Linked DNA regions of Mus musculus: region 1 is linked to region 2. The links are chromatin loops, found by intact Hi-C in ENCODE. Cell type or tissue: left cerebral cortex. All regions are shown on one strand. Each heading gives the region's core, and the rest is flanking DNA. Links, peaks and the distances in the headings are about the cores only.

Region 1 (8,000 bases), core at 1-8,000, 510 kb before region 2:
CCCTTGGATAGAATCTTAAATTCCTTGACTGAGCTGTGCTTTCAGCAGTCCCTTGGTGTTATAAGGTAACAGTCAGAACTAGTGCCTTGAGCAGGACTTTCTTTACCCTCTTTTCCCCAAGCCTCTATTCTTGTCTTTCCCACTTACCTCTTCCTCCCTCTCCAAACCCCAGTGGCCTACCATCTGATAGGGAGCTCATCCCATGGTCCCTCCTATGAGACCAGAGATGGCCTCTCATCCTGTTCTCCTTGGGCTGTGACAGGTGAAGCAGCTGGTGCCGGTCCGGGATCAGTCCCTGCAGGAGGAGCTGGCTCGCCAACATGCTAATGAGCGTCTGCGGCGCCAGTTTGCTGCTCAGGCCAATGCCATTGGGCCCTGGATCCAGAACAAGATGGAGGTTGGTAGCACACTACTGGAATCTGGAGTCCTACTGAGCTTCAGAACGGCACACCCCGGCCTTGATTCTGTCTGCACCCCTCACTCCATTGTCTGTGGCTGTCCGTACAGGGCTCAGAGGCACATTTCTGCTGTCCACCCTTGTCAATGACAGAGCTCTTTCTCAGGTGTAGTCTCATCAGGACCTGGATTTTAAGCCATCCATCCCTAATGAGGGAGGGCAGGTGAAGCGTCACACGTACTTTGTGTTTCTAAAACATTCAAGAAACATGGCATTGGAATGGCTCTGAGGATCTGGCTTTTTTAATCGCTTTCAACAACAGCCAAGAGACATTTTCTGTCTCTACTTTGGGATCAAATATGAACTTTATCTTAGAGGTAGAAACACCTAAAGTGATAAGAAATTCTCCCCTGTGGTCTGGTGCCTCTCTGGCAGCTCTGCCTATGCCTGCCAGTCCTGGTGCCCACAGCACAGAGCAGGCCTAGCCTTCCTCAGAACACGTCTCTTCCCCTCGAGAAGGTCAGCAGGACTCCTTCCTTACTCCTGCTTTGGATCATGGTTTTTTCCCCCTTCCATTCTCTAGACAGACATGAACTTAGCCTAATATCGCCCTGTGGTCTTGTCACTAATTTGTCTGAGACATCTAGTGCCTTGGGTTCCCTGATGTAGGGTGGCCATTGGCCCAGGAGCCAGAGGCCCACGCTGTCTGTCTCTGTGCTCACGGGTACCCCACCACCACCACCCCCGAGTCCCCACCTCCATCCCGCTGTCTGCTAAGTGCCTCTCAGCTGCCTGTCTGGGGGACTGCCTCACTCGCTCAGTACCACCTCATGCCCTGCTTGCCCGCCACATACAGGAGATCGCTCGGAGCTCCATCCAGATCACCGGGGCCCTGGAGGACCAGATGAACCAGCTGAAGCAGTACGAACACAACATCATCAACTACAAGAACAACATCGACAAGCTGGAGGGCGACCACCAGCTCATCCAGGAGGCCCTGGTCTTCGACAACAAGCACACGAACTACACCATGGAGGTATGGAGGGCGGGCACACGGGCAGGCTTGACTCACCTCGACACCTCCTCTGCTTGTTTCCTTACGCACATTCCCCTCTCCGTTTCCAGTGAATTCTGTAGGTGTGAATGCAGGGGACAGTTAAGTCTATTTACTGTGTGTGGAAGAGCACAATGAACTGTTACAAGCACTAAACAATAGTTCATTGTCAAAGTTATCCTTATTGTCATGGCGAAGTCATTACACTTCTTTGGAGAGGAACTTAAATTGTCCTTATTTCTTCCTGTTGCTCTTTGGCTAGGGTTGTTGTTGTTGTTGTTGTGACTGTGGATGGTCTCATGCACCCCAGACTCTCGTGGATCTGACCATGTAACTATGAATGGCCTGATCCTCCTGCATCCATTTCTTGGTTACTATGATCACAGACACATATCATGATGCCCGTTCCTTATTAGTGATTTTAAAAATTAGTCCAAAGAGTCAAGACTGTCCCTATTTCCACCAGTCTCCTTCAGTCTGATCTCCCTGGGAGACTTTGGGTATAGCCCAGTGTCCATCCAGCTATTTGGTAAGTGTGAAGATGTCTTTAGTCACAAATAGACCACACATTGAATATTTAATCTACAAAGTATGGGCCAGAAATGTAGTTTAGGTATAGTGTTTGTTTTTTTTTTTTTTTTTTTTTGGTCTAGCATGTGCAAGGCCCTAGGTTTAACCCCTAGTTCCAAGTATATGTAACATAAATAAGAAATACGAATTATGCGAAGTGCCACTTTGTAGATTGTCATTTGTAGAATTCTGGTCTCATTCCTTAATATTTCCCACACTACAGAATCTTGCAAAAGTTGAAACAGTGAAAAAACATTTTTAAGTCCAAGAGAGTCAAGCTGTTGAGACGGCTCAGCAGGCAGAGGCACTTGCTGTGAGGTCTGACAATCTGAGTTGAGTTCTAGGAACCTGTGTCAAAGAGAGACTCCAAAATTTCCCTGTGATCGCTGCACAGGGACTCCCCGCACTGATGCTGCTGCTGCTGCTGCTGCTGCTGCTGCTGACAAATAGAATGAGCGTAGCAAACCTATACCAAGCCCTGCGTATTTCCTGCTCATGATGCACTAAAACCTCCTTGACCTAGTTGACGGCTGGTTCTTCTCCTTGGTAGCATATCCGTGTCGGATGGGAGTTGCTGCTGACAACTATCGCCAGAACCATCAATGAGGTGGAGACCCAGATCCTGACAAGAGATGCCAAGGGCATCACCCAGGAGCAGATGAATGAGTTCAGAGCCTCCTTCAACCACTTTGACAGGGTACTGCTCTCTCTCTAGTTGCGTGAAAGGCAGTTATATCTGGAAAAGCATGCGTACTGTTGCTCAGAGTGCTTTAAGTCACATGTGTACCAGGCTGGCTTTGAGGTCTTTCAGTAACTGAGGGTGACCTTGAGCTCCTGTCCCTCTGCCCCCACTTCCAAGCGATGGGATGGTGGCAGGTGCTTGGCGTCATGCCCAGCTGCTCACTTTAGGTCTCCCTGCTCCACAAAGTTCACAAGGAAACTGGTTGAATGATCCCAAGGGAACTAGCGATCAAACAAGCACTGGTCATGTCACCATGTCACCGTCAAGTGACCTTACATCAAGGCTTTTGCTTTGTTTCCTGGAGTTGGGGATTTAGCTCAGTGGTAGAGTGCATGCCTATCAAAACACAAGGCCCTGGGTTAGGGCCTTAGCAAGGGGGTCGGGAGAAGACAAAAATCTGCAAAAAGAAACAAAGGAACAGAAACAATGTAACTTGCTTTGTTCCTTGTAGATCCTTTAACTAGGACTCTAGTTAATAGCAACAGCTTGGCTGTCTTTAGTGAAAGCACCTGCTTGGTGGTGAAGAGGGCTGGCTGTTCTTGCAGAGGACGTGGGTTCAGCTCCTGACACCCAGTCAGAGGCTCACAATCCCTGTAACTCAGGCTTCTGACCTTCACCGCCCCGTGCATACACCTGGTACACACATGTTCACCCAGGCGTACAAACATAAACATTAAGTAAATAAGTAAACCTGAAACATTCTTAAATGTAGAGAAGGTTTATTTACATTAAGCACTGGAAACAAAGTTCTCCTGGGGTCTGTTGTGGTGAGATCAGATATTTAGATTACTCCCATGTTCTCACTGTACAGCAAGACGGGGCTGGGTGTGCATGCAGGGAGCAGAAACAGGAAGAGCTCTGTGGGTTTGAGGCCAGCCTGGTCTACATAGCAAGTTCAGGCAGGAAGGTGCATAGTGAAAAACCCTGTCTTAAGAAAAGAAAAAGAGACAACGCAGATAGGATGGCAGGGTCATGGAGGGCGTGGATGGAGAGATCCCTCCATGGACCTCTGGGCCGTTGACTATCACAGAGCACAGGTATGGCCAGAGCTGTGTTTCTGAGAAGCTCACTAAGATGAGGGTGGGGGCAGAAGCCAGATGTGGCTGCTGGAGAAAGGAAGGAAGGGGTCTGGAAGGAACTGGGTTCAGGGACAGGAGTGGTGAGACTGAGGGCTTCGTGGGAGGGAGACTGATGAGCGGCAAGGTTATTCCAGCCTCCAAGGGCAAGAGAGGAGGAGTGCTCGTGCGCCATCGCCATCACCATTGCAGGAAAGCTGGCCCTCCTGCCTGGGCAGTGGGAGGCCCGCTTAGTGAAACCAGGCAGTCTGCACATAGTGATCTTCTCCAGCGAGCGGCCATCTGAGAGGAAGAGAGGAGACCTACAGGGCTACTGCTCCAAAGCAGGTGCAAGAGCCAGAGCAGGGGACCAGGGGAGTGCACAGGGGAGCCAAAAGGCAGGATGCAGGGCTGCAGAGTGGCTGACATGGCGAGGGCCAGGCCCTCAGGCCTGAGAGCCAACACTCAGGTTCCATTCACAGAAGACAGAACTTCTACCATTGGCTTTCTAAACAGGTCATTTCCTGAGTGAACAAAATCAACTGAATTGTCAGTAAAGACCTATTGGTGTTTAAATGTTAGCTGTCTCTCTTACAACTCTGAGACATGTACATAGGAACCCTTTTCATCCCAACCAGATTTTTGCATCGGATACCCTGCTTTTACAGAGCTGAGAACACTCTGGAGAGCTTGTCATACAGATGAAGCCATTACATCTGGCCCTGGGTTCCATTCCCAGCGCTTCATCTGGGCAGTAGTTTCCCAGACTGGTTGAGCCATGAGTTTCTCCATTCAGCTCTAGAAATGCTTGCAATATGTGCTGTTATCAATAGGTGGCAGTAGTGAGCTCCTCACTGGCTCCCTTTGCTGCCTTTAGTGTGGGTTCTCTTTTCAGTATTAGTCTTTATTACACCTGCCTCCTTTTCCTTTCCTTCCTTTTATTTTATTTTGCAGTGATGAGGATCAAGCCTAGGACCTCGTGTGTGTTAGGCAATGCTCTCCCACTGAGTGACAGCCCAGTCACCTCTTCTCTGTTAAAGGGATTATTTTATAATATCCTTGTACTGTGGCTTTGTCCTTCTGTAAGTCAGAGGTGACCTCTAATCTTAGCTGGTCACTCTTTCTCTACCACCTTGCTTACTGGGCACTGGGTCAGGCAGAGCTGTTCATCTGGTCCCTAACTGCCTTCTCTCTGTTCTTTGCGTTTGCACAGAGGAAGAACGGCCTGATGGATCATGAGGATTTCAGAGCCTGCCTCATTTCCATGGGCTATGACTTGGTAAGACACAGCCGAACTTCTGCAAAGGTCTGGTACCATACCAAGCCTCGAGTGTGGGGAATCTAGATGTGACACTTTCCTAATTGGTTCATTTTCCTATCACAGGGCAATGCTTTTTGAAAATCTGCTTATTACTATATAAAAATAATGCTACAGGGTTAAAAATGTATTTTATTCAGTACCTGGTAAGGTTTCCTTATGGTGAAAACATTAAGGACATGGGATCTCCTGGTGGTTTTTAGAAGCTGCATTGACATAGCTCACGTATTTCAGTGAAACAACTTAAAATGTTCACGTCAATGACATCTAGTTGCCTGCGTTTTAAAGTGTGTTTTCCCTTGTTATTTTAAAGGATAGAAGAGAGATTTTAATGGCTGGGGATGATAGTGCAAGATTTTAATCTCACCTCTTGGGAGGCAAAGACAGGCAGATCTTTATGAGTTCCAGGACAGCCAGAGCTATATTGGGAAGTCTCTGTTTCAAAAATACAATCAAGAGGGAAGGAGAGAGGGATTGGGGAGGGGGGAAGGGGGAGGGAGGGAGGGGGGAGGTGAGGGAGGAGGAGGGAGGGGAAGAGAGGAGAGGGAGGGAGAGGGGGGGAGGAAAGGGAGGGAGGGGGAAGGGAAGGGAGGGGAGGGGGAAGGGAGAACAGGGAGAGGAGAGGGAGGGGGGAGGGAGGGGAAGGAGGAGAGGGGGAAGGGAAGGAGGGGAGGGGGAAGGGAGGGAAGGGAGAGGAGGGGAGGGGGAAGGGAAGGAGGGGAGGGAGGGTAAGGGAGGGAGGGAGGGAGGACAGATTATAGAAATGTACTGCATTACCCTTTGATGATTACATATTTATCTATTTTCGAAACTATCTTGTTAGATAGCCCAGGGTGGCCTTGAACTTACTGAGATCCTCCTGCCTCTGCCTCTAACCTGAGGCTTAGAGTCCTAGCAGTGTAAGAATAAATCAAATATATAAATTCATAGAACAAGCCAGAATAGCAGGTGACATATTCCTGTAGTCCCAACACTCAGGGTATCTTGAGTGGCCCAGCTGGGAACTCACTGTGTACTCCAGGCTAGCCTCAAACGTGCCATCCTGTCTGTTCAACTTCCTAAATACTAGAACTACAGGTTTGCACCTTGCTTATATATAAAGCACTGGGCTTTTTTTTTCTTAAAGCTTTTTTTGTTTGTTTGTTTGTTTTTCAGTACTGGGGATGTACTAGTCAATTGCTTTAATACTGAGCTGTACTCCCAGTCTTTTTTTTTTTTTTTTTTTTTTTTTTTTTTTTTTGGTTTTCCGAGACAGGGTTTCTCTGTGTAGCCCTGGCTGTCCTGGAACTCACTCTGTAGACCAGGCTGGCCTCGAACTCAGAAATCCGCCTGCCTCTGCCTCCCGAGTGCTGGGATTAAAGGCGTGTGCCACCACGCCCGGCGTACTCCCAGTCTTTATTGAGCATTTAAAATACAACTGCGTTGATTCCTCTGGTAATAAACTGAATAATGAGCACCATCTTACATAGCAATTCCACTTTCCAACTTTGGCTGAGTTACTCCTCCTAATTATGTAATTAGGACTGGCAACATGGGGTACACAAGGGACACACTTCTGATGGGCAGGGGCCTCTGGCTCGATGCTGCAACCACATTTAAAACTGCCGGAAATGGACCTGAGTCACCCACGTGAGGACGCCTTTGCAGAGAGTGAAGAGAACAGCATGGAGGATCCATGACGACGTCAAACCCTGACGCACACACTGTCTCTGTACCTCCTCAGGGTGAAGCTGAATTTGCCCGCATTATGACTTTGGTTGACCCCAACGGACAAGGCACGGTCACCTTCCAGTCCTTCATTGACTTCATGACTAGAGAGACCGCAGACACCGACACGGCAGAGCAGGTCATCGCCTCCTTCCGGATTCTGGCTTCTGATAAGGTCTGCTGGGACAGGTTTTCTTTTGTTTTAAAACTTTTAAAATGATCTTTGACTATCTGGGGACAGTACTTGCGCGTGGGCCTTGGTGTGTGTGGCGGTCAGAGACAGCCTCGGACATCAGTCTTGCCCTCATCTCGTTTGAGAAAATGGACCTTCTTGTTCCCTGCTGTATATGCAAGGCTTGCTTTTCTGCAAGATTTCAGGGATTCTCCTGTATCTGTCTCCCATTTCACAATAGGAATGCTGGGATTATAGTTGCGTACTGTTATGTCTGGGCTTTTAAAAAATGATTTGTCTCTGTGTGTGTGCGCGTGTTGTGCATACATGCATATGTGCTTGCGTGTGTGCGTGATCTGTCCTCTCATACCCCTATACAAGAGTTCCAGAGACAAGCAGTGTTCTCCAGGCTCATGTAGCCTTTACCTGCAGAGCCAGTTTGCCAGCTGGATATTTTTAATACAAATTAGGCAGGGGTTTATATGTATAGAGAGAGGCTTAGGAAAGAGTAAAGCTTATCCCAGAACATGGGTGAAGGCTTCTTGGAGGCGAGGTCCCATAAGTATATATGTTTATAAAAGTTCTCTCCTTCAGTGCCAAACCCTACTCTTTCTTTAAGTGTTTTTTTTTCTCCTCTCAGTGACATATTTTCATATTTTTAAATACCAGAGCATGAAAGGGTCTCTCCATTTTCTTATATTTCTGGTTGTGAGCCTAACCTTTAATGGCTAAGCCATCTCTCCAGCCAAGGGTCTCCACTTTCTAAGAACATCAGTTATGTGAAGTCAAATGAGTCACTCCTATGTTCTCCTCAGTTTATGATGTGAACCAAGTTGACCCACGAGGTGGGGAATTAAAATCAGAATGTTTATCACTCACATTTGACCCAGTATGAGAAATATTGGCAATAATCCCGCATGTGTTTTTACCAAGCATCCTGGAATTCCCGCAGGTCACCTTGCAGACTCACTCTCTGTGAGCCCAG
Region 2 (10,419 bases), core at 1,413-9,412:
CTGTTTATTTTTATAAATTTCATAGAGTTTTCTCTATATAAACAAAACAAAGTCTGATTGTTTTCCTTTTACAATAATTGTATTTTACTTTTTGAATTCTGAGTGTGTGAGGCATTCATAACAATGTGTAATAGAATGGGAGAGAGACAGCCGGCTTAGTCTCAGTCCAAGGGAATCATTTTAACACTCCATTGTTAGACTTGGTATTAACAATAGATAAGATTTTGTTAGGGTCTTTTTTTTCTCCCATGCTAGGACCAAAACTCAGGACACTGTTTATTCTAGACAAAATTCTTTATCCTTGAACTATTTCCCTGGATTAATATATTTTCTTTCATTTTTTTTCTTTCTTTTTTTTTTTTTTACATTGATTGACTTTGCTGCTTGACAATTTCATTAATGTATATGTTTTTGCATTACTCTTGCCGTCTTATCTCCCTCCCCTTCTCATTACCAATGCTTTCATTTGTCCTAGATATATGACGTTTACATTGTAAACCATTTAATTTACCTTGGGCTGTCTTTGTGACAGTTGGGTTGGAACTCCCCATTGGAGTCTAGTGGGGCCATCAGGAGTTACACAACTATACACAGTGGTCCCCCTTTCTTTGAATCTACTAATAGTAAATAGTTCAACAGAGAGTGATAGTGCCCCTGGGCCCTTTCTCCTCTGTCCATACCTGACTATTGACTGGCATATTCTTACACAGACCCAGTGCTGAAAAGAAATGGTGGGTAAGGGCTCTCTAAAGTTCAGGGACACTGTGGAAGATAGGGGAGGCTGTGGAGTGCATCTTCTGGGCAGGAAACAACCATTAGAGTTAGGAACTCTCAGTAGCTAAGGAAATCTTCTTTTTAAGAATATGTATCATCCATCACACTGAGCAGAGTTTGTTGTGAGAGTTTGCCATGAATAGTTGTGAAATGTTAAATATATATGTTTTTGTCGCTTGCCAAGAAGAGTATTTATTTTCTTTTTTATTCTCTTGACATCTTGTAAAGTATTATTATTTCAACACTAAATCAAGTTTTTTGTTTCTTGGGCAGTTCTAGTTAGTCCTGATAGATTATGATATTTTCCTGTGTACAGCCAAAGCTGTTTGCCAGGAACTTGTACAGAATCTTCGTATCCATCTTCTTAAGGAATGTTGGTGTAGGAATCTCTTGTGATTTCCTTGTGTTTTAATGGACTATAAAGCTCGCTCCATAGCAGAGCATAGGGTTGCTCCTCCATTGTCTGCCTGCCTTCTGGAGGAATCATCTCTTTTGTTTCTGCTTTCCCCTTTCTCATAGTCTTTAACCGCTTTTGTGTTTTTGTTTTTGTTTGTTTTGGTTTGGTTTCGCTCCCTGAGCCGGGAGGGAGGTTGTTCTTTAGGCGAAGAGTATTATTATGTATAAATATAAATCCTTTGCACAATGGAACTAGCTGTGTTTCCTGGCATGGAGTTGTCCATGTGCCTCCAGATTGTTGTTTTAATGGTGATAGGATTTACTGCTAACATCACCTCACCCCTTCAATTTGATGGTGTCGGTTCTTGTTTTTGCTGGCACTGGAGATCCACATGTCTCTGTACCCTTCTTTTAATGGCTATCAGCACCTCATCTCTTCAAATTGGTGGCTGCTCAATTCTTGCTTTTACTGGCTCTGGAGATTGAACCTAGGGCCTGCAGCAGGCTACTGCTGATATACTGTATATAGTAGTATACTTTGTTGTCTTTCCATACCCTAGAACTTTTGTGAGAAGCTGGGCATTTTAAATAATATATTGTGGCAACTCTCTAGTTATCATGCACGTTGTAACTGTTTTCTTAAGGATTTTTCAGAGATGATTTTGCAGAGTGTGTTTGTCACCTTGTAGAGTGGCCTCTTAGCTTGGGATTGACTGAGTCTTCCTTAAGTGTCTCTCTAGGGAGAGGCTGCAGCTTCCTGTTGTAATTTCACCTCAGCTTCTGTTTGTTGCTTGCTCATAGTCTCAAGGTCTTTCATAGATAAGGCCAGATGGAAATTCTGCTCAGGTCTTTCTTGAATTCTATGCATAGCCAGGAACATAAGCCCAACCCTGTAGATTTCTAGGAAAATGAGAGGATCCCCCCCCCCCCCCCCCGCCGCACCCCCCATACAACCTGCTGTGGCTAGCTCCTGCCCTGTGTCTCTGTCATATTGTTTACTCAGCTGTTGCTTATTACAAAGTTACTGCTACCTTGAGCAGCTGCTAGGTGAAGGAATTGCCCCTGTTGACTTTAACAACTGTCTCTGTGGAGAAGAGTATTTGCATTGAGCTAACTTTTAAAGCAGGTTCAATACAGACACATTTGCAAGTGAGATTTAGGACCTGGAGGTAAAATCTTGACAGTTATCCTGAATTGGCCTTTAGAGGCATTTCAGCCCTGGTCTGCCTGCCCTGGAAAATCGTGGGTAGCTGGTTTGTTTCTGTGCCTGAGGGGCTGTTGCTTTTCTGTGTATCTTGGAGCTGGAGAAAGGGCCCTGTGAATGGACATGGTAAAAATATCACGGAGTCTATGCTGTGGGGACTGTCACCTTAGGTTACTGATATGTCTTATAAAACCAAGGATATGTTTTGTAGACTGTGATATCGTCTGGCAGGAGGAGAAGGGGAGAGAGGGAGAAAGGGGGAGGGGGTCAGAGAGAGAAAAGGGACAGAGAAAGTGGAGAGGCCAACCAGTCCCTTTTATAGCAGCTGGGCCTACCTGGCTGTTGCTAGGTAACTGTTGGGCGGAGCCTAGAAGGAAGGCTAACAGTTACTTTTCTGGACTTTGGAGGGAATGAATGCTGCTAAGGTGCCCTTGATCGGTGGAACAAAGGATTCTGAGCTTTCTTTACTCAGGGGATGGCATCAGTAGCAAAGGTTAGAGCAAAGAATGCGAATAGGAGGGAAGATTCTAGAGAAACATTCATGGTCTCATGAAATGTAGGGACCGCGTTAATACAGGTGCCAACCTGTGCGTATGTGCTTGCGTGAGTGCTGCATGCCTGCAAGCGTGTTTCCAGCAAGCTCAGTAGAGCAGTGAATGGGTTTAGAGTTGGGGTTAATGGAGCAGGAAGGGAGCTAGATCATAGGCAAGAAAATGTAGAGCACTGTATAGTTCAGGGAGGAAAAAAAGAACTGGGACCACTGAGATATGTTCGACTTGAGCGCAGTACTTGGGTCCTACATGGAGGAAACTGCCACAGGTTGTTCTGTGATCTCTGTGGTGTGTATGTTTTGCAAATTCATATATTCCTATATGGAACTGAAAAGAGGAGAGATGATGACCCGGTAATGAGTTGTCTTATAAGAATTTAGTGATTGAGCCATTAGCAGTTGGTTGAAAGCTAGGAGGAAGATTGCTCAGTCAGTGTTGTATTTGCCACACAATCGTGATAAACTGAGTGTGACTGTTATGAAATATAATGCAGTGAGGCCTGTGCCAAGGTGTGCCCCTGAGAAATTATGCCATGTAACAGATCTGGAATAAGGGGGTTTATTTGGGGGAATGGATATGAGTGAGGACATGGAGAATGGGTAGAGGCAGACATGTAGACATGGAGATAGGTAGACAGATGGGAACGGAGCCATGAGGGCAGAGAAGAGGATGGGGCACAGAGGACAGAAATGTGGAGAGACCAGGAACACACAGAAACAGAGAGAGCTGGAGTGGCCAGACAGTCCTTTTATAAGCAGCCCACCCTGATGCACAGTCAGGAGGCAGGTGATAAGCTAAGCCATTGCTGGATTCCAATGGGATCCTCTGTAAGCTAACAATGACCCCAAGAGCCCACATAAAATAGGCAAGAACTGAGGGCTGGTTCTCTTGAAAGACCCACAACGTGAGGACTCCCCCACATTCTGACTCAGGAGAGGCAACAATCCAAATCACTCACAAGAAACGGGCTTGCTGCAAACTACAAGAAGACTTTTATTCAAGAGCGCTCTCGGGCCCACGATCATACACCACGCAGGGGTAGAGGACCGTGGTGCCCAGAGTAGCTGGGTAAGGGGTTATTTAAAGGAAGAAACCACAACTCAAGGAAGTGGGGAGGGCGTTGTTGGAAAATACCAAAGATACCAGTTAAGAGTCCCAAGGAAGTGCAAAGTCACAAGAGTCACAAGGAATACCTGGTAATTGTTCGGGTTATCTCTCAAGACAGTTTCTAAGAGCCCCTAACAATAGCACATTCTTTGAATGAACACTCTTTGAACCCAGGAAGCGGGTGGGTGGAGGAATGTTGCTATCTGTTTTATGATTAGCATACCTTGGAGCATTGAGTCACAGAGGTCACATTCCCAAGCCTGGGCCTAAAGGCCTAGAATTTTGTTATATATTTGTTATACTTTCACTCTAACCACAGTGCCTAGAGATGGAGACAGGTCCATCCCAGAAGCTTGCTGGTCAGCTAGTCTAATAGCCAGAGAGCTTCAGGTTCAGTGTGACATCCTGGGTCAGAGAAATATTATATTATAAAAGGAGACACCTGACAGAGACATCTGAGCTCCACATGCGTGAGCACATTCTTGAATACCCCACCATGTACATACCTACACGTGAATACATACAAACACACAGAGAAACAGTTGACCACTTACTGCCTTTCTGAAATCACATAAGCGGTGACCAATGAGGCGAAGTTTGTGTTCTGTTGCAATAGGAGGTTCAATTATGTTTCTCATGTATGGCTACACCCTTGAACCTAATAATATGTCTCCCTCATAGGAGATTACACACAGCACATTACAAAAAGTAGGTACAAAGGATTAACTCACCCATGTGAGGTATCGTTTATGGGAGACATTGTTTTCTGAGTTAGAATCTGAACCAATCAAAATATCAGCAGTTATCGATCACAGTGAGACATTTTCATCCAGAGAGTGTGTATGGCATGATTGCACACAGAAAGGCCCGAGAAATGGTTCTGTCCTTGGGCCAAATGTAGGGCACAGGTCAGGAGACAGCAGCCACTCATGAAGGGAAGATAAGGCAAAAGTTGGAATATATTGAACCCCTAGCTAAGATTTGTGGAGATATTTGAGCAGAGGGTACCAGCCCCAAAAGTTGTCCTGCAGGAGCTTGCTATGCCATCCCAGTTTACTGTAGAAATGTAACTATGGTAACAGAGAGAGGGGACAGATTGGTGGGGGAGGATGCTGGGAGGGGTAGGGACTACTTGGGAAGCCTTTGGGAAAAGGCTGTGATTTTTCTAAAGTAGAGATTAAAAGGTGTGAAAGATTTTATGGTGAAACACCACATCAGCCTCGTGATTGCTTAGATTCGATTAAAAGCATCAATTTGTGGCCGGAAAGGCAGCTTCTGGGTAAAACAACTGCTTCGGAAAGCCTGAAGACCAGAGTTCAGGCTCTGGAAGCCCTGTTAATATAGGCGAGAATTAGACTTCCCAGAGCTGCCTTCTGACTCCCATATGCACGCACACGTTAACAATAAATACTTTTTTAAAAAGAAACATTTGTTTGTAACTTACTCTTCTGCTGTGGTTTACATTTGATTAAATTAAATGAAGAAAAGGTTGCAAACATCAAGCCTAACTTTGTGCAATTGGTTATAGCTCTTGATTTATTCTCCACTTTTCAGGAGAAGGCTCACATATTCCAAATGAAACATGCATCAGTATTTGAGTTGTGTGGTACCTTAGCAGTATTATTCTCAATGATGTATTAAAACATCTGAAGTGGAATGTGTTCTTATTCATTACAAGATTTTTATCGAGATCTGAATCACTCTACTAAATGTAATGCCTGGAAGTTGAAAGGGCGGCTGGTTTGGTACCAGTTATTTTTAAAGTATGATATAAATACACCTGGCACATTCTAGATAATGTATAAAACTTTTAGAGACTAATGGTGCCTTCCTTGATCCTGGGTGTAATTTGTCATTTTCAAACATAGTTAGGTCTCACTGCCCTCTAGTGGTTGGTGGCTTCTAAGCCTGTGGTCTGGTGAGAAAATTGGACATTAGAATATAACCCAAGACTTTACCCTCAATCTTGCCCATCAGTCACCATCTACCCACTCTTTCCTGCTCTGTGGGTCCAGGGAACACAGCCTCTGATCAGATCTATTGCCCAACTTTCTTGATTTGAGTCCCAATAGCCTTGATTATGTCCAGGAGAAAGGTACCCGCTAAAGGGTTCGTTATTTTTAGTGTCAAGTATTCTATTTATTATTTGAATATAAACATCATTTGTCACACTCACACAAGTTAGAGCTGCATACTAAGTGTCTATGAATCAAGCACGGTGTGGGCTTTTCTACTTGGAAAGGAGTTCTGTGTCTTTGATAGGGATGTGACTCTTTGGCCTTCCTTTGGTCTGGTGCTTGAAGCTGGGGGGAATCTGTTTCTCAAGCCAGCTCAGCAGGCGCTTGAGCTCATGTGTTGCAGGCTCCAAATACACCAAATATAGTTTAGATTGCTTGGTTTCTCTAATTCCAGTTGATCCAGATTTTCATTTTATCTGAAGTTTGTTTGTTTTTTTAAAATCAAGAAGCAGAATGCCAAATGGTTGTTTCTTTAAACCACAGCTATTAACCTTAAACCAGAGAAATACAGAGAATGAATTTTGAGCCCCTTAGACATTTGCAGGAAGATCTTCAGACTGGTTAACTGGGGGATAAAAATTCATCTCCCTCAAATGCCTGCTTGATGGTTTCAGGGTGTTGTGGCAGACCTTTGCTACTTTGTGTTCTTCTTTCTCCCTCCCCCACCCCAGCTTCCCCTCCTAACACTAGATAGGAGAGAAGCAAGGGTAGAGTGGAGAGAGACATTAGGAAAATCCCGAATCTAATTTCTTGCCTTTTGTTTCTTCTTTGACTATGGCTGTTAACAAACTACAGTCAACTTCCCTAAACTACCAATAACTACCCCCAAGAGCCTTAGCATTTATATACTCTCTGAAAAGTTCTCAGAATTCCAAATGTCACACAATCGCAGAAACTATCTGCAGCTGGCAAAACCATGCCTCATAGATGTCTACTTTTTTGAAGTGTAAGGCTCACAGCCAGTGCCCCAACAAGATCGGTTAGCACCTGTCCTTCATAAGTCAATGAAACAAACCAAATTAATGGTGAAAAGCAGAAGAGAGAGACTGATTGAATGTGACCACACTGAGAGGAGGGACAAATAGATCCAGCCCCTTCCCTCAACCACCTTCAGTATCTGAATTTCAATAGAAGGCAAGTGACTTGCATAATGAGGCAGCCCCAGGAAAGTTCTTCCCCACCCCCAGCCCCCAGCATCTTCACAGGCCAGTCCCACCTAAAGGATACCAGGAGAAGTTGTAAATCTTGTTCCCAGACAGTTCTTTCTCTGACTGCCCGGGAACTTTTTCATCTCCTAGGAGGAGATTGGGGTACCTTCATTTCTGGTGATTCATTGTTTGACTAGTGTGGCAGCCAACAGGAGGTGCACAAGGCAGGGGTTATATGCTTTTTTTTTTTTTTTTAGAACAATGTATTTTTTTCTCACCTAAGACTTCAAATTCATGTGGTCTGGTAGTCTTCCATTTCTAAACCATCCAGGACTGGATGGCTTTCTTTCTCTGAAAGGTAGTTAGTTTCATTCTGAAAGTGGCAGCAGGAGGACTGACCTGTGTGGTCAGTCACCGAGCTCTTCCCCACTTTTCCCAGGAAGTCCAATCTGGCTTTCTACTGTACTCATAGCTCTATCTGACAAACCAGAAGGTAGATGATGAAGCAGGAGGTGTGGAGTTGGGTGGTCAGCCTTCCAGTGGGTTTTACGACTGAGTTAGGTCAAGCCCTGCTTTTTCTCTTAACTTCCCACCCAATGATCTCCAGTCTCTCGAACCCACAGCCTCGAGAGCCGAGGTGTGCAGCGGTACTGGGGAGAGGTTCCGCATCTTCAGGGCAGAGAAGACCTATGCGGTGAAGGCTGGGCGCTGGTACTTTGAATTTGAGGCTGTCACTGCTGGAGACATGCGGGTGGGCTGGAGCAGGCCAGGCTGCCAACCAGATCTAGAACTGGGTTCTGATGACCGTGCCTTTGCTTTTGATGGCTTTAAGGTGAGTAGCTTGCTGAGTCCTGGCCTATCCCTGCTTGTATGTGCAGATGCCAAAACCCTTTCTGGTCTCACAGCAGACCTTGGACATGTCTCTTTAGTCATCTCAGGATTCTTTATTGCCCTACAGAACCAGTGAAATTTAGCAAAATGTTGTCAAAGAATGAGGTCTTCCTGGTCTATCAGAAATGGTAAAGAAGCCAGTTCTGTGGTGCATACGTTAATCCCAGCAGTGAGGAAGCTGAGGCAGGAGGATCACAAGCTCAGGTCCAACCTGGGCTTCGTGTAGAGAGACCTTATCTAAACAAACAAACAAACAAAGGGACTGGGCTTTGGTTTCATTCTTGCTGGTGACCAGACATAGTGAACCAGAGCAAGAAATAACCTTCAGAAATGGAAGTGACATTCCCGCTTCACTCAGAGACTACAGATAAGGAAAGATGTTCAACTCTGGGGACACAAGTAGGGTAAGGAGACAACAGAGGTGGGAGGGGAATTCTGAGTTGTAATGCCTTTGATGCATCATTAGTTTAAAAATTTAAAAGCAATATGTTGTAGTGAGACAATTATCAGTATTTTACACAAAGGCAGTAGCACATTATGTAAAAATCACAATGAAGGTGGCACTTCCAAATTAATTCAAAGGATTCATGTGACAAAGTAAGTCATATGAGTAATTTTTTACCTTTAAATGAGTGTAACCCAAACTCACATTTGAAACGTTGTATCTAAGTGTGTTTATAAGTGGGCTGGTATCCATGTTTGGTTTGGGGCTTGTTCATTTTCACAGATACCTTCGGAGTATTTTTAGGTGTGATTTGAAGCTTTGCTGATTTTAGAAAGGAACTGAGAAGTTTCCAGAATTTCATTTTGTTTAAGTAACATCAAGAAGGGGGGTTTCATTTTGAGAAAGGCAAACATGAGAAGGGGTTTTTCTTCCTTTCTTCCTTCCTCCTCTCCTCTCCCCTCCCCTCCTTTCCCCTTCTCTCTCTTTCTTTCTCTCTTTCTTTCTCTCTCTCTCTCTCTCTCTCTCTCTCTCTCTCTCTCTTTCTTTCTTTCTTTCTTTCTTTCTTTCTTTCTTTCTTTCTTTCTTTCTTTCTTTCTAGTGGTTGGCACCCAGCTTGATTCTCAGCTCTTAACTATACATTCGGGAGTAAAGAAGAATAGTCCATAGCCATAGTACATACAGTTAGATCAACTTTCAAAAGGATGAAATAGCATCTGGTTTATTCACAGTCCCTCCCCTGTGTACACAGTAGGGATTCAGACTCCCCTGACATCCCTTTATCCCCAGCCTGGCACTAGACTGGTAGTTCCAACTGAGATCATCCTATTGCTGCTGGTCTGTCTGACTCTGTAAAAAGGGACTCTTTCGCCTCTCACAGGCACAGCGGTGGCACCAGGGCAATGAACACTACGGGCGCTCATGGCAAGCTGGTGACGTCGTGGGCTGCATGGTTGATATGAATGAACACACCATGATGTTCACTCTGAACGGCGAGATCCTGCTGGATGATTCAGGCTCTGAGCTGGCATTCAAGGACTTTGATGTTGGTGATGGTAAGAGCCACGGTGTTCTGTCATTTGGGTTTGCAGACAATGCATGGCCAGGCCCAATAGTAGTTTTAGGGTGAGTGGGTGTGTAAGTTGCCTCTGTAAATGTCTGGGCACTATGGTGACATGTGGCTGATCTGGTCAAGCATGCTTGAGATTATTACAGCAGAAATGACACCTACCCTACTTACGTAGAGTTTTGATGAGGTGGGGGTGTCTGTGTGTACAGCAGAAAGAATGGTGGCCACTACAATGGTGTCCCACAACATTAACCCCTCATTCAGAACATTCCTGGTCCATCAGTGGATTAGAGCATTTTCTTATCTATTAACTTTATAAGAAAGGAAGGAGAATCTGACATGGCTCAGCAAGTCCCTCTGTCAGAATCTCGAGTGACAAAGGTGACTAAAGCCAGGTCTCACTTTCTTGTAGATTGCTGTTTGCCAGAGAGGTTGATACTATTAAATTCTATTCTGTGGGTAAATTCTACCATCAAGACATCAGGGTAGAGGTTTTGCAAAACACTAAATTAAAAACAAATAAACAACAAACAAACAAACACCCCAGAACTAGCCCGTGAGCTGACTATATCACTTTCGGGATATTCTCAGAGAATCCTTTGTCTTACCACAGCGATGCTTGCTCATGCATGTTCTCTGCTGCTGCTCTGTTCACAATAACCAGGAAATGGAATCAGCCTAGATGTCCATCAGTTGATGGACGGAGGGTGGAAATATGGTATATGCACACAATGGGATTAGATACAGATGTGAGAAAAAAAAAGGATTCTGAAAAAAAAAAGAGGATAGGACTGATAATCCACCCCAACTCAGAAAGAC

The links. Hi-C counts contacts between places; a loop is a spot of excess contacts. Peaks named below come from ENCODE experiments on the same cell type or tissue, not always from the same donor. Only the 100,000 strongest peaks of a DNase experiment are listed, where the experiment ranks them.
Region 1: it touches region 2 in a loop (3-fold over the local background); 2 of 42 quality-filtered maps call a loop at or near these places.

What each region holds. Positions count from the first base shown.
Region 1 is chr13:12,269,796-12,277,795 of GRCm38, reverse strand. Actn2 (actinin alpha 2) reads left to right here. Exons shown (of 21, transcript NM_033268.4): 16 at 263-397; 17 at 1,254-1,433; 18 at 2,572-2,718; 19 at 5,032-5,097; 20 at 6,860-7,018. Among named protein-coding and RNA genes, the nearest start is that of Mtr, 16 kb to the right of the region's middle. In left cerebral cortex, for the core only: a CTCF peak has its summit at 4,648; a DNase peak (open chromatin) is centred at 4,652.
Region 2 is chr13:11,758,838-11,769,256 of GRCm38, reverse strand. Ryr2 (ryanodine receptor 2, cardiac) reads left to right here. Exons shown (of 105, transcript NM_023868.2): 28 at 7,822-8,030; 29 at 9,412-9,586. Among named protein-coding and RNA genes, the nearest start is that of Ryr2, 340 kb to the left of the region's middle. In left cerebral cortex, for the core only: a CTCF peak has its summit at 5,926 (motif pointing left); DNase peaks (open chromatin) are centred at 3,865, 5,140 and 5,923; H3K27ac peaks cover 801 bases.